2 separate regions of the Homo sapiens genome follow, and region 1 is linked to region 2. A link is an interaction called in ENCODE POLR2A ChIA-PET data of the cell type or tissue named here. Cell type or tissue: Panc1. All regions are shown on one strand. Region 1 overlaps GALNTL6 (polypeptide N-acetylgalactosaminyltransferase like 6). Region 2 has its middle 95 kb from the start of GALNT7.

Region 1 (8,000 bases), 120 kb after region 2:
ATCTCCATGTCTCTACACCTTCTCTGCTTTTCTGGGAGGCAAGAACCCCCCGACCCCTTCTCTCTCTCTACCCCTTCTCCACTTTCCTGGGGGGGCAAGCACCCCCCACCCCTTCTCTCTGTGTCTCTACCCCTTCTCCGCTTTTCTGGTGGGCAAGAACCCCCCAACCCCTTCTCCCCGTGTCTCTACCCCTTCTCCACTTTCCTGGAGGGCAAGCACCCCCCACCCCTTCTCTCTGTGTCTCTACCCCTTCTCCGCTTTTCTGGTGGGCAAGAACCCCCCAACCCCTTCTCCCCATGTCTCTACCCCTTCTCCACTTTCCTGGAGGGCAAGCACCCCACACCCCTTCTCTCTGTGTCTCTACCCCTTCTCCGCTTTTCTGGTGGGCAAGAACCCCCCAACCCCTTCTCCCCGTGTCTCTACCCCTTCTCCACTTTCCTGGAGGGCAAGCACCCCCACCCTTTCTCTCCAAGTCTCTACTCTCTCTTTTCTCTGGGCTTGCCTCCTTCACTATGGGCAGCCTTCCACCCTCCATTCCTCCTTCTTCCTTAGCCTGTGTTCTCAAGAACGTAAAACCTCTTCAACTCATACCTGACCTAAAACCTAAATGCCTTATTTTCTTCTACAATGCCACTTGACCCCAATACAAACTCGACAGTCATTCCAAATAGCCAGAAAATGGCACTTTTGATTTTTCCATCCTACAAGATCTAGATAATTCTTGTCGTAAAATGGGCAAATGGTCTGAGGTGCCTGGTGTCCAGGCATTCTTTTACACATTGTTCCCTCCCTAGTCTCTGTTCCCAATGCGACTTATCCCAAATCTTCCTTCTTTCCCTCCTGCCTGTCCCCTCAATCCCAACCCCAAGCGTCGCTGAGTCTTTCTAATCTTCCTTTTCTACAGACCCATCTGACCTCTCCCCTCCTCCCCAGGCTGCTCCTCGCCAGGCTGAGCCAGGTCCCAATTCTTCCTTAGCCTCTGCTCCCCAACCCTATAATCCTTTTATCACCTCCCCTCCTCACACCCGGTCTGGCTTACAGTTTCGTTCCGTGACTAGCCCTCCCCAACCTGCCCAGCAATTTCCTCTTAAACAGGTGGCTGGAGCTAAAGGCATAGTCAAGGTTAATGCTCCTTTTTCTTTATCTGACCCCTCCCAAAATCAGTTAGCGTTTAGGCTCTTTTTCGTCGAATATAAAAACCCAGCCCAGTTTTTGGCTTGTTTGGCAGCAACCCTGAGACGCTTTACAGCCCTAGACCCTGAAAGGTCAGAAGGCCGTCTTATTCTTAATATGCATTTTATTTTATTACCTAATCTGCTCCTGACATTAAATAAAACTCCAAAAATTAAATTCTGGCCCTCAAACCCCACAACAGGACTTAATTAACCTCACCTTTAAGGTGTACAATAATAGAGTAGAGGCAGCCAAGTAGCAATGTATTTCTGAGTTGCAATTCCTTCCCTCCACTGTGAGACAAACCCCAGCCACATCTCCAGCACACAAGAACTTCCAAACGCCTAAACCGCAGCAGGCAGGCATTCCTCCAGGCCCACCTCCTCCAGGAGCTTGCTACAAGTGCTGGATATCTGGCCACTGGGCCAAGGAATGCCCGCAGCCCAGGATTCCTCCTAAGCCATGTCCCATCTGTGCAGGACCCCACTGAAAATCGGACTGTTCAACTCACCTGGCAGCCACTCCCAGAGCCCCTGGAACTCTGGCCCAAGGCTCTCTGACTGACTCCTTCCCAGATCTTCTCAGCTTAGCGGCTGAAGACTGACGCTGCCTGATTGCCTCAGAAGCCCCCTAGACCATCAAGGATGCCGATCTTCAGGTAACTCTCACAGTGGAGGGTAAGTCTATCCCCTTCTTAATCAACATGGAGTCTACTCACTCCACATTAGCTTCTTTTCAAGGGCCTGTTTCCCTTGCCTCCATAACTGTTGTAGGTATTGACGGCCAGGCTTCTAAACCTCTTAAAACTCCCCAACTCTGGTGCCAACTTAGACAATGCTCTTTTAAGCACTCATTTTAGTTATCCCCACCTGCCCAGCTCCCTTATTAGGTCCAGACATTTTAATTAAGTTATCTGCTTCCCTGACTATTCCTGGGCTATAGCCACACCTCATTGCCACCTTTTCCCCCAGTTCAAAGCCTCCTTCACATCCTCTCCTTGTATCTCCCCACCTTAAACCACAAGTATAGGACACCTCTACTCCCTCCTCAGTGACCGATCATGCACCCCTTACCATCTCATTAAAACCTAATCACCCTTACCCCACTCAATGCCAATATCCCATCCCGCAGCGCACTTTAAAAGGATTAAAGCCTGTTATCACTCGCCTGCTACAGCATGGCCTTTTAAAGCCTATAAACTCTCCATACAATTCCCCGATTTTACCTGTCCAAAAACCAGACAAGCCTTACAGGTTAGTTCAGGATCTGTGCCTTATCAACCAAATTGTTTTGCCTATCCACCCCATGGTGCCAACCCCATATGCTCTCCTATCCTAAATACCTCCCTCCACAAACCCATTATTCTATTCTGGATCTCAAACATGCTTTCTTTACTATTGCTTTGTACCCTTCACCCCAGCCTCTCTTCGCTTTCACTTAGACTGACCCTGACATCCATCAGGCTCAGCAAATTACCTGGGCTGTACTGCCTCAAGGCTTCACAGACAGCCCCCATTACTTCAGTCAAGCCCAAATTTCTTCCTCATCTGTTACCTATCTCGACATAATTCTCATAAAAACACACGTGCGCTCCCTGCCGATCATGTCTGACTGATCTCTCAAACCCCAACACCTTCTACAAAACAACAACTCCTTTCCTTCTTAGGCATGGTTGGATACTTTCGACTTTAGATACCTGGTTTTGCCATCCTAACAAAACCATTATATAAACTCACAAAAGGAAACCTAGCTGACCCCACAGATCCTAAATCCTTTCCCCACTCCTCTTTCTGTTCCTTGAAGACAGCTTTAGAGACTACCCCCACCCTAGCTCTCCCTGACTCATCCCAACCCTTTCCATTACCCACAGCCAAAGTGCAGGGCTGTGCAGTCGGAATTCTTACACAAGGACCAGGACCGCACCCTGTAGGCTTTTTATCCAAACAACTTGACCTTACTGTTTTGCCTAGCCCTCAAGTCTGCGTGCAGCGGCTGATGCTGCCCTAATACTTTTAGAGGCCCTTAGAATCACAAACTATGCTCAACTCATTCTCTACAGTTCTCATAACTTCCAAAATCTATTTTCTTCCTCACACCTGACACATACACTTTCTGCTCCCTGGCTCCTTCAGCTGTACTCACTCTTTGTTGAGTCTCCCACAGTTACCATTGTTTCTGGCCCGGACTTCAATCCGGCCTCCTACATTATTCCTGATACCACACCTGACCCCCATGACTGTATCTCTCTAATCCACCTGACATTCACTCCATTTCCCCATATTCTTTCATGTTCCTCACCCTGAACAGACTTGGTTTATTGATGGCAGTTCCACCAGGCCTAATCACCACTCACCAGCAAAGGCAGGCTATGCTATATTATCTTCCACATCTATCATTGAGGCTACTGCTCTGCCCCCCTCCACTACCTCTCAGCAAGCCGAACTCATTGCCTTAAATCAAGCCCTCACTCTTGCAAAAGGACTACACGTCAATATTTATACTGACTCTAAATATGCCTTCCATATCCTGCACCACCATGCAAGAGGTTTTCTCACTACACAAGTGTCCTCTATCATTAATGCCTCTTTAATAAAAACGCTTCTCAAAGCCGCTTTACTTCCAAAGGAAGCTAGAGTCATTCACTGCAAAGGCCATCAGAAGGCATCAGATCCTATCGCTCAGGACAATGCTTATGCTGATAAGATAGCTAAAAAAGCAGCTAGCGTTGCAACTTCTATTCCTCACTTTCAGTTTTTCTCCTTCTCATCTGACCACTCCCACCTACTGCCCCGCTGCCCTGCTGAAACTTCCACCTATCAGTCTCTTCCCACACAAGACAAATGGTTCTTAGACCGAGGAAAATATCTCCTTCCAGCCACACAGGCCCATTCTATTCTGTCATCATTTCATAACCTCTTCCATGTAGGTTACAAGCCACTAGCCCATTTCTTAGAACCTCTTATTTCCTTTTCATCATGGAAATCTATCCTCAAGGAAATCACTTCTCAGTGTTCCATCCGCTATTCTACTACTCCTCAGGGATTATTCAGGCCCCCTCCCTTCCCTACACATCAAGCTCGGGGATTTGCTCCCGCCCAGGACTGGCAAATTGGCTTTACTCAACATGCCCTGAGTCAGGAAACTATAAAATACCTCTTGGTCTAGGTAGACACTTTCACTGGATAGGTAGAGGCCTTTCCCACAGGGTCTAAGAAGGCCACCACGGTCATCTCTTCTCTTCTGTCAGACGTAATTCCTCGGTTTGGCCTTCCCACCTCTATACAGTCCTATAACAGATCGGCCTTTACTAGTCAAATCACCCAAGCAGTTTCTCAGGCTCTTGGTATTCAGTGGAAACTTCATATCCCTTACTGTCCTCAATCTTCAGGAAAGGTAGAATGGACAAATGGTCTTTTAAAGACACACCTCACCAAGCTCAGCCTCCAACTTAAAAAGGACTGGACAATACTTTTACCTCTTTCCCTTCTCATAATTCAGGCCTGTCCTCAGAATGCTACAAGGTACAGCCCATTTGAGCTCCTGTATAGACGCTTCTTTTTATTAGGCCCCAGCCTCATTCCAGACACCAGACCAACTTGGACTGTGCCCCAAAAAACTTGTCATCCCTACTGTCTTCTGTCTAGTCATACTCCTATTCACTGTTCTCAGAAAAACTGCCGGTTTTCACTGCTTCTCCAAGCCATCACAGCTGATATCTCCTGGTGCTATCCCCAAACCGCCACTCTTGACTCCCTCTTAAAGTAAATAAATAATCTTTGCTGGCAGGGCTATGCTGAATCTCCTTAGGCACTCTCTAATTAGATGTCCTAGGTCTTCCCAATTCTTAGTCCTTTAATACCTGTTTTTCTCCTTGTCTTATTCCATTTAGTTTTTCAGTTCATACAAAACCATATCCAGGCCATCACCAATAATTCTATATGACAAATGTTTCTTCTAACAACCCCACAATATCACCCCTTACCACAAAATCTTCCTTCAGCTTAATCTCTCACCCTCTAGGTTCCCACGCCACTCCTAATCCTGCTCGAAGCAGCCCTGAGAAACATCGCGCATTATCTCTCCATACCACCCCCCAAAAATTTTGCCGCCCCACCACTTCAACACTATTTTGTTTTATTTTTCTTATTAATATAAGAAGATGGGAATGTCAGGCCTCTGAGCCAAAGCTAAGCCATCATATTCCCTGTGACCTGCACGTACACATCCAGATGGCTGGTTCCTGCCTTAACTTGATGACATTCCACCACAAAAGAAGTGAAAATGGCCTGTTCCTGCCTTAACTGATGACATTACCTTGTGAAATTCATTTTCCTGGCTCATCCTGGCTCAGAAGATCCCCCACTGAGCACCTTGTGACCCCCACCCGTGCCAGCCAGAGAACAACCCCCCCTTTGACTGTAATTTTCCTTTACCTACCCAAATCCTATAAAACGGCCCCACCCCTATCTCCCTTCTTTTCGGACTCAGCCCACTTGCACTCAGGTGAAAGAAACAGCCTTGTTGCTCACACAAAGCCTGTTTGGTGGTGTCTTCACAGGGACGCGAGTGAAAGTAAATATAAAATGTTAACATTAGAAGAATGTAAATTTAAAATTATTCCAAAATAAAAAGCTTATTTTAAGAAATCCTCTGAAAGGCAAAAGAAATCGCATGTGTCAACATTTTGAAAGTCTTTTTTTTTGTCAGAGATTAAGTTGCTCAACACATATATTCTGCACTTTTAATAATTTTTTATCCTTTTTTTTTTCTTTTTATTTTGAGACAGTCTCACTCTGTCACCCAGGCTGGAGTGCAGTGGCACCTCCCGGGTTCAAGCGATTCTCCTACCTCAGCCTCCCGAGTAGCTGGGATTACAGGCACATGCCACCATGCCCAGCTAATTTTTGTATTTTTAGTAGAGATAGGGTTTCACCATGTTGGCTAGGCTGGTCTCGAACTCCTGACCTCAGGTGATCCACCCACCTCTGCCTCCCAAAGTGCTGGGATTACAGGCGTGAACCACCGTGCCCAGCCTAGCCACTCTTAAAAATATTATTACCCACCTAGAGTTAGAAAATAATCTTTTTTCATTATTTCATTTTGATTAAGCTGCATTTCAAATCCTTCACTTGCCTCCTGCATTAAATGTACATGTTTCACTTATACTCTCAGAGATCTATTCTCCCTGAGAATTAGATACTTTTAAAAACTAGTATTTAACAGTGCAAACCCTTGTCTTTTATTGATTTCCTTTCTTCTTGCCTTCCTCCCATCCTCTATGTCTTCATTCTTGCTATGCATCACATCTTCACCGAACAAATTCAACTGAATGCAACTGGCCCATAAACTATGTCCCCATTTTCTTCTTTCCTAAACCTAAATATGACCTTTATTTGTTTACTGTTCTGAGGCTTTGGGGAAAGAAATTTGCCATTTGTGTTAAAAAAGAAAAAAAAATCTGTTGCCGGGTGTGGTGGCTCATGCTTGCGATTCCAGCACTTGGGGAGGCTGAGGTGAGATGAATAATTGAGGCCAGGAGTTCAAGATCAGCATGGGCAACATATTGAGACCTAGTCTCTACAAAAAATTTAAAAAATTAGCTGGGACTGGTGGTGTGAATGTGTAGTCTGGGCTACTCAGAAGGCTGAGGTGGGAGGATCACTTGAGTCCAAGAGTTTGAGGCTGCAGTGAGCCATGATCATGCCACTGCACTCCAGCCTGTGTGACAGAGCAAATCCTTGTCTCGGGAAAAATAAAAAATCTGATCTTCTCAACGTCTCATTGTTTAAGCCGGAAATAATGAATGCAAATGTCTCCAGGGATAAGGCAAGTGTTGTAAAAGTATGAGGCAATCTAGGGTAATAGATATAAACACACTGGCATCGCCTACTTGGGCTTAAGATGGTTCTGATTTTGATTATTCCTGGAAGGTTGTACCTTTCCTAGAAACTGAGTGGAAGATTTGAGTCTATTTAGAAAAGGTGCTTATAAATTCAGGTTATGGTTTAATCAGGTACTGTGGGAAAAATGTGACCAGTTGCAGTTTGCAGAACATAGTAACTGGTAGGAAGAAAAATTCACATATCCACATAAGGCAGATAAAAGATTGATGAGATTTTAGCCCTGTAGTGAATCACACAATGATACTGTGGGCTCTTCAAGTGTATTTCTTAGTCACTAGGCAGGACAGCATTTGAATCATCATAGAAAGATGACAAACAGAACCTTATACATAAAAAACAAACAAACAAAAAAAACTGTAGAAGGAACTCACTTCCCATGCCTTCCAACACGTTAGGATTAAGAAAATTCTTTTCAAATTTCCACTGCTGTGAATTGAGTCTGTGGTAGACAGTTAAATTAATACAAGCAGGCTAATATTACTAATATTCTAGGGATGTTTTAATAAAATGTTTAAGATGCAAAGGATGAGACCAAATTAATAACTTGAATTAAGCAGACAATGTCAGGATGACATACACATGCAAAAACCATGAGGAGATGGAGGGTGTAGTGGCAGGATTGACTCTTTCCTTCATCCTGGGTGTCCCAGGTATGAAGAGTGACCCTCTGAACACAACAAGCAGTGCACCTGTGACTTGCTGAACACGTCTTCTACAGGGATCTGGAACAGCTCACCCAGGAACACTGCCTGAGTCCTCTGGCCTCTCCTACCATGCCCTGGGGTAGCCTTTTCTCAGAGCTCTGCAGCCACAGACACTATCTAGGCAATGGCATCTTCTTTCAGAGACTAGAAAACCAAGGACACTGATGATACTCTTCCACAATGCGAGACAATCAACTCTTGATTTCTGAAAGGCTGGAGA
Region 2 (8,000 bases):
TTTTTCTCTGCAGCTTATCTGAATGTTCTCACTCCGTGTCATTCTTCTAACAATGGCAAACCTTTTGAAACAAATATACTCTTGATCACTTTCTTTGGTAAATATGATGATTGTTTCCTTTCACCCTATCACAACCTGAAGTCCATTAAAAGTCTGTCAATGTGGCCAGACTCAGTGGCTCACACCTGTAATCCTAGCACTTTGGGAGTGCTAGGATTTGGGAGGAGTCAAAAGTTATACATATACTTTTGACTGCGAGTAAGGTCAGTGCTCCTAACTCCTTCATTATTCAAGGGTCAACTGTAATCTACGTCTTTTCTGGAAACCCCTTCTTAGGGTCTATTTTCCTTTGTTTTTGGACCCTTTTTATTTTAATTCCCACCCTTGAAGGTAACATTGCTGTGACTAATTTCCTTCATCTCCCTTCCTCCTTACCTATTAAAAAAATAATTTTTTTAATAGAGACAGAGTCTTGCTATGTTGCCCAGGCTGGTCTCAAACTCCTGGGCTCAAGTGATCTTACCTTGGCCTCCCAAAGTGCTGGGATTACAGGCATGAGCCACTGCGACCAGCCCTCCTTGCTTTTTTAATGATAAATTCTTCAGCATTTTGCAAAGGGATTTCCTCTTTGTGATTAGCATTTCTCCTGAATGTTTTCTAGTATTGTCTTCCCCAGTTACCGTCATGAAAATTAATAGACAAAACCCATTAAAACCACGTCTTTTGGGAGCCATATCACAGTTGTCTCAGTTTTTCACTTTTCATTGACTACTACTGGTTTCATGCCAACACAGATGGTCAAGAAAGTCATGATGATGAGCCATAAATGCTACATAGTAAAAACAAAACTCTTCAGTGTGATGTAATAACATTTAAAAATAATTACAAAGATCATCACCTCACTTAATATTTACCTGATGAGAAGCTTACAGTGGCCTTTTTTGTTAGTTTTTTCCTATCCTGAAGAATGTTGAAATCATAGTAGGAAAAATAGCTTTAAAAACTGTTATACTTTGAGCCTATATTTTACTTAAATGCTGTTAAACTTTTATGAAAGCATTACAGGCATTACAGTAAAAACCAAAAGCCTTGGGAGGCTATTAATAATTTAGTGTCTTGAGTTCATGTGGGAATGTTAATCCCACTTACTAAAGAAGAGTTCAGTATGAGTCACTATGATTAAGACCTTGTAACTGTGGAGATGCAGAAGTGTGAAAGTATGCTATTATAGATATATTGAGTATAAAATCCAAATATACCAACTGAATAGATTGTGAATGTGCATCCCTGATTAATATTCCTTGAAGGTCTTACTTTAAAAGTTAAACTCCGCCTGTAATCCCAGCACTTTGGGAGGCCGAGGTGGGCAGATGACCTGAGGTCAGGAGTTTGAGACCAGTCTGGCTAACATGGTGAAACCCTGTTTCCACTAAAAATACAAAAAATTAGCCAGGTGTGGTGGTGCGTGCCTGTAATACCAGCTACTTGGGAGGCTGAAACAGGAGAATCGCTTGAACCTGGGAGGCAGAGGTTGCAGTGAGCCGAGATCATGCCATTGCACTCCAGCATGGGCAACAAGAGTGAAACTCCATCTCAAAAAAAAAAAAAAGTGGAATGTTATCCAAACATTCCACTTTTTTGGTGCTTCTGAGACTATCTGATAGGCCTATAATAGCAGCTTTAACTATCTTAGGGTTGAGCTAGCTAAACCAAAAATGTGATCTTTCAAATACCCAATAGTGTTTATAATTTAAAAGAAATGATGGTATCATTCCATAAACTTTTCACAGAGTAAAAAGGATAGACTTGGAAGAGCAAGGGCAGATGGTCTGGAGAAATGGAAGCATAGATTTTGAGGTTGCCTTGGGGATAGTTGTGCATTTTTGCATACCACATATGCCTCTGAGAATAGAGAGAGGGTTGGGGTTCTCCTTGCTCTTCAATGCTGTTTTTGGGTAGCTTCCACAGTCTTGTTGAAAATTGTGCTTCATTGAGGCATGTGCCTTTTGGCCTTTCTTCCTTCCAGTTTTTATGACTGTCCTTTTACTCCTCACTTATTTATTAATGAACTTTATGCTGGTCTAATAGTGATTCTCTCACCCAATTCCTGATATCATATATAAATACATAACCTGGCCGGATGCAATAGCTCATGCCTGTAATCCCAGCACTTTGGGAGGCTGAGGCGGGCAGTTCACCTGAGGTCAGGAGTTTGAGACCAACCTAGCCAACATGGCAAAACCCCGTCTCTACTAAAAGTACGAAAATTAGTCGGGTGTGGTGGCGGGTGCCTGTAGTCCTAGCTACTCGGGAGGCTGAGGTGGGAGAATCGCTTAAACCTGAGAGGGGGAGGTTGCAGTGAGCCGAGATGGCACCACTGCACTGCAGCCTGAGTGACAGAACACCTTTAAGATGCTGGATGTCACTGCAAATGCCTGCACTTTTGGCTGGTCTCTTTCTTGGTGCCTTGATACTTTAATCACATTATATATTTAAAAAGCAAAAGGAAACAAAACAAAACAAGGCCTAAGAGAGGGGATCATGCCTAAATTGGCAGGTCCTAAAACACTTCTCCTCATCCTTTGGAGCTCAGGTTAAATGTCATTTCCTCAAGAAAACTTTTCTTGTATCTGTGGGACTATGCCAAGTCCTCCACTCTATGCTTCCAAATTCATGAGACTGTTTAATTAATATCTGACTTTTCTACCAGAATGTCAACTCCGATAAGGCAGAAACTGTACCTGTAAGGCTCACCATTGTGACTCCAGAGGTCTGTACAGTGTTGTCTTAGGCTGGGTGCTTGATAAATAATGGTTGAGTGAACAAATAAATGAGTGAATTAATGAAAGAGTTTATTATCTACCTGTCTAACTAGTAGTCTTAGAAATCTGGAATGGAAGCCAGGCATGGTGGCACATGCCTGTAATCCCAGCTACTTGGGAGACTGAGGTGGGAGGATCACTTGAGCCCAAAAGTTGGAGACCAACCTGGACAACATAGCAAGATTACAATACCCTGTCTCCAAGATTACAATACCCTGTCTCAAAAAAAAAAAAAAAAAAAAAGAAAGGAAGGAAAAAAGAAAGAATCGTCATCTGAAAATCATTCTAATTTCCTGATAATAGCTGATTTATACTTAAAAATATTTTTTTCAGCTTTTGGAGAAATCCAGAACACCCAAAGAGAGAAAATAGCATTAAAGTAGAGATAATTTCTTTGACAATATGACTATTAAACATAATTATTAAAAAGTGTTTTTTCTCTTTCATTCCTTTTCTGTTAGTGATATATGTTAGAGGTGCTTACAGCAAGAGCGTTAAACCCCGTGTGTGTGTGTGTGCACGCTGCATGTGTGTGCTGTGTGTGTGTGTGTGTGTGTGTGTGTGTTTGATGCAGTCCTTTTCAGAGTCCATTTGTAACATAGTCTGGGCTTGGTGGTTGTGGTCACTGTTTGCAAAATCTGCTGCTCTGTGTCTTTTCTCCCTGCATTCACAATGACTCACTTTCTCCCAGGTGCTGAGATTGCTTCACAGCAGGGCATGCTTATTGCCACATGGCCTGATTTTGTGCTTAATGTTCCCTCCATGCATCTTGTTCTGTTTCTGCTCTCTGCTTGACAAATGCCTACTCAGCTGGCCACCCCTTAAAAAATGGGCTGCCTTAAGCATGACAGCAGGGCTTCTGAATAAGCTGCATTCCAGACTGGTGCTGAAGACCTTGCCCATCCATCTGCTTTAGGGAAGAAAAGTGCAAATTTAAACCTGACCTTGAATTCCTAAGTGGCATTTTGAGAGTAAACAAAATGACTAGGTATTTTTGCAGCATATAAACTCTCTCACAAATACCAGTCAGACAATTTATTTAATGAGTTTTTACATCACCCAGTCCAGCCTTGTATCTTTACCCTGTATACAGCACTCAGCACCACACCTATGTTGTGAAAATTCACCTTGGCTAGTTTTAAATTGTGCTTTACCACCTGCTTCTGCTCATAATTCCTGGTTCATTTCCCTTTTAAGAAATCTCCCTTTCGGCCCTTGCATTTGACATACCTGCTTTGGTTATTCTTTTGCTAACAACTTGGATTCCTTATTTAAGAGAGTCTCTCTCTCTTTTGTTTATGCTGCTTTCATCTGTGCTGGGTAATTAATTGCCTCACTGGCTGGAACTACTTTTTGTATAGATGCTACTGACTGCTGCCTCAACTGGGTTCCACCCAGTCCCCTAAACCTAGAGGACTCAGAGAAATGCCAGGCCAGATTAGTTTTATTTATCTTTCAAGAAAATTTTTAAACAAAACACAATTTTCTTGGTGGTTGACAATTTAGGACGAATGAGTTTTGAGTGTGAGTAAATCTAGGATGTTCACTGTACAATGAAAGACTGTGAGCTGTCATGATTTTATTTTTAGAGCTGGTGAGTCCTATATTGCAAATAAGAACGTGCATATTCAAACGTTTGTATGAAAATGTTAATTTTTAGGAAGGTTTGTTGTTGTTGTTGTTATTTAAGTAGATGGGTGATGTGCTTAAATTTTAATGAGTTGAAAAATTGTCTGACCACTTCGATGTTGAAGGTCCATCGAGGTGACCTCACCTATGACCCATTTTTTAGTGCTCCTTGCCCTGGTTATAATCTGTGACTCTCTTTAACCACTCCTGTTTTGATTAAGGAAATAAAGACTGTTTCCCATATTTTGCTACTGAGTATATTCTTATGTCGACTTTGCCACTCACATTGTCATTTCCATTGCCATAAGGGTATCTGTCAAAGCAGAGGTTGTTTTGTAACTTCTCGTAATAAGGAGAACCTTATACCCGATTGGTGGCTTTTTTGATACACGAATTGTTCTCAAGATTGTCCTGAAATGCCTTGTTTGTTGTCATTCTAGTTAGACAAGTAATCAGCCTTGAGCTGCACAGTATTTTAACTAAGACATTTGGTTTTTTTCCCTTTTCTTTCTTTCTTTTTTTCCCCTCTCGGGTGTTTAGAACTACAAGAGATTTGTTTTTCTAATTGCTTAGTTGCAGTTAGGTGGAACCTACATATTATTTTTTTTTCTGCTGCAGAATTTTTATCATGTGGAATTAAGCAAGTACCTTGCCTTAGTCCATTTTTTCTTGCTTATAACAGAATACCTGAAACTGGGTAATTTATTTTAAAAAATGCTTTTATTTCTTACAGTTCTGGAGGCTGAGGAGCCCCAGGTTGAGGGGCTTCATCTGGTGAGAGCCTTCTTGCTGGTGGAGACTCTGAAGAGTCCCGAAGTGGTGTGGGGAAACATATGGTAAGGACTGAACATGTTTGTTCAGGTCTCTCTTTCTCTTTCTATAAAACCACTGGTCCCCACCCACAATAGCTTATTAATTCATTAACATATTAATCCATAATGTGACATTATGGTGGCTTTATAATTAGGGGGATTATAAACTTATTCCCCAATGTGACATTATAGAGAGGTGGGGCCTTTAAAAGGTGGTTGAATCACAAGGACAGACCAATAGAGCATGGGTTAATGGGTCTGTCCTCATGATTCAACCACCTTTTAAAGGCCCCACCTCTCAATAATGTCACATTGGGGATTAAGTTTCAACATGACTTTTGAAGGGACATTCAAACCACAGCATAACCATTAAATATACCCACGAAATAGCTTTTAAAAATTTGACTGTGACCTAGCATTTACAAATGCTTAATTAAATATTTTTATAAAATTACACATTATGAATAGTTCCCTCTCCTTTAACTTCAGGTACAGCTTAATTGTGAAAACAGGGTGGGTGCTATTAGAAGCCCATGGTCCTATAGATGTTCTTAATATTCAGCTCTAACATTCGAATATCCTTTAGATTGATAGCATTTAGGGGCATTTAGTTTGAGTTCAATGAGGTTAGAATTACAGAAAAAACATAAAATTTTTACTCACTAATCAATTCAGAAACTGCATATTTTAGATCCCTCTGGAGAATTAATTAAATATTCAGTTATTTTGAAACTGAATTGGTGAAGGGGTAATTTGATTAAATAACACTTTTGCTGTAAGAGACACTCTAAAACTTCAGTCTAGAATACATCATGTAGGAGGAGGTGTAACAAGCAGTCTCTCACCTTCAGGTTTCTGAGTTTCTCCAGATGTCTCCTGTGCTCATTTCTTCCTCTGGTAATTATATTAGTGTTTGGGAAAAGATCTGGTGGAGAGGATATAGAGCTGTACACAGCATGATGACATTGTCAGGGTGGAAATTTCACAGACAAGACTTTAGTTGGACTCTAAGATTTTGCTCTGTGACCTCTTTACAGATTCCTTTCTCAATGTCATAGCTTGGATCTGCTAAATGGATACAGTTGAATAAAGGGTATCAATTTATGAGCCAAAAAAACCTCCTGGTAACCTACTAGACTAGACAGATGATTTTTTTCTATGCAGAAAGTATTCTATGCAGAAAGGATTGTATACAGAAATATTTAGATCCATTCTCCATCTGGATGTGAACAAGGTGACAGAATATGACTTTCTAACACTTGTGCCCTCACAGAAACATCAATTTAAACAACTATCTATGCATAACACTATTTTCACAAGAGCTAAGGAAACCAGGTGAGAGATTACAGCACCTGGGAATAGCACAGAAATAAGAAAAGATGCATCCAAGAAGGTAGGAAAGATAGTTTTATATCACCTGCATCACTCCTCCCCCAACCCCAGGCATCACAGCTTGGAGAGAGGTACCCTCTGTGTGGGGAAAGGAGAGGAATGTGAGCATCAGCCTTTGCCTTGGGCCCCAACCCTGGGACAGATCCAGTAAAACCCAATGTTGGGCGAGTCCCCATGACTTTAGACTCTAGGCTAGTATCCATGAGCTGAGCCTCCAGACCTGCCCAGCACCAGGGTAGATCCTCTAGCCCCAGGCTCCAGGCTTGCCTGGCAGACTCAGTTTCTAGGCACACACGAACAAGAGGCTAACCCTGGTGGCCCCTGGTTCCCAATAGCCTCCAGCAGTGAACTGGCCCTCGCATCCCTAAACTTCATCTTCCCCACTGCCAGTTTAGCACCCCTGGCCTCAAGATCCAGGTCTGCCTAGTGTCAGATTGTTCCCTGTAGCCCTACTCTCTAGGCTAGCACCTGTGCCCCCACACTCCAACAGACCTGGGGTCCAGCAGACCCATCCCAGTAGACCACAGTGCTGAGCCAGTGCCCATGGATCAAGGCTCCAGGACCACCCCTCTGAACTCAGGTTTCATGTAAGCCCCCATGGTCCCAGGACTCAGGCCAGTCTTGAAGAACTAGCTTTAGGCCAGAACCTGCATTCCCATCCTCCAAGCTGGCCCCCTCAAGCCCATGCTCCAGACCAGCACCTGGGATCCTAGGTTCAAGATGGCCCTGTTGGACCCAGGCTCCATGTCTGACCTAGCACTACACCACTTTCAGTCTCCAGGCTGGTCCTTGTCGATCAAGGCTCCAGAAGGCACAAGATACGGACCCACTCCAATAGATTCCAGTGCCAGACTGGCCCCTATGGACTGTGGCTCCAGGAACACCCTTGCAGATATAGACTCCATGGCAGACCCACCTCCATGAACTCAGGCTCCAGGACCACCCCTGCAGACACAGACTCCAGGGCAGCCCCTGTGGACCCACACCCACCCCTATGAACTCAGGCTCTAGGCCTACCCCAGTACAGGGGCATATATCACAGGCCAACCCCATGGACACAGGCTGCAGGCTCAATCTTGTGGATCTGAGAGATAGGTCTGTGCACCTGCTGACCCAGACACTAAGCAAGCCTGCCCAGAGACCATGCCAGGTGGCCTACCCAGAATCTCTAGATGGGCTAACTACTGAAGGTCTTTCCCAGAAAAATCCAGTTTGCAAAAACTGGAATAAGCCACCACTCTTCAAATGCACAGACACCAACATACAGCCACAGGGTTCAAGAATAATCAGGGAAATATGATACCACCAAAGGAACAAAATAAAACTCCAGTAACTGACCCTTAAG

The links. ChIA-PET counts read pairs that join two places held together with the same protein. Peaks named below come from ENCODE experiments on the same cell type or tissue, not always from the same donor. Only the 100,000 strongest peaks of a DNase experiment are listed, where the experiment ranks them.
Region 1: POLR2A ChIA-PET joins it to region 2 with 6 read pairs; 2 of 35 experiments call an interaction of 5 or more read pairs at or near these places.

The regions. Positions count from the first base shown.
Region 1 is chr4:172,953,403-172,961,402 of GRCh38, reverse strand. The region is part of intron 10 of GALNTL6 (polypeptide N-acetylgalactosaminyltransferase like 6); the gene reads right to left. Among named protein-coding and RNA genes, the nearest start is that of GALNT7, 210 kb to the left of the region's middle. In Panc1, no CTCF peak of the experiment used is centred here; a DNase peak (open chromatin) is centred at 7,352.
Region 2 is chr4:173,070,235-173,078,234 of GRCh38, reverse strand. No RefSeq gene overlaps it. Among named protein-coding and RNA genes, the nearest start is that of GALNT7, 95 kb to the left of the region's middle. RefSeq lists enhancers at 2,863-3,661, 3,662-4,460, 7,102-7,751. In Panc1, no CTCF peak of the experiment used is centred here; a DNase peak (open chromatin) is centred at 3,624.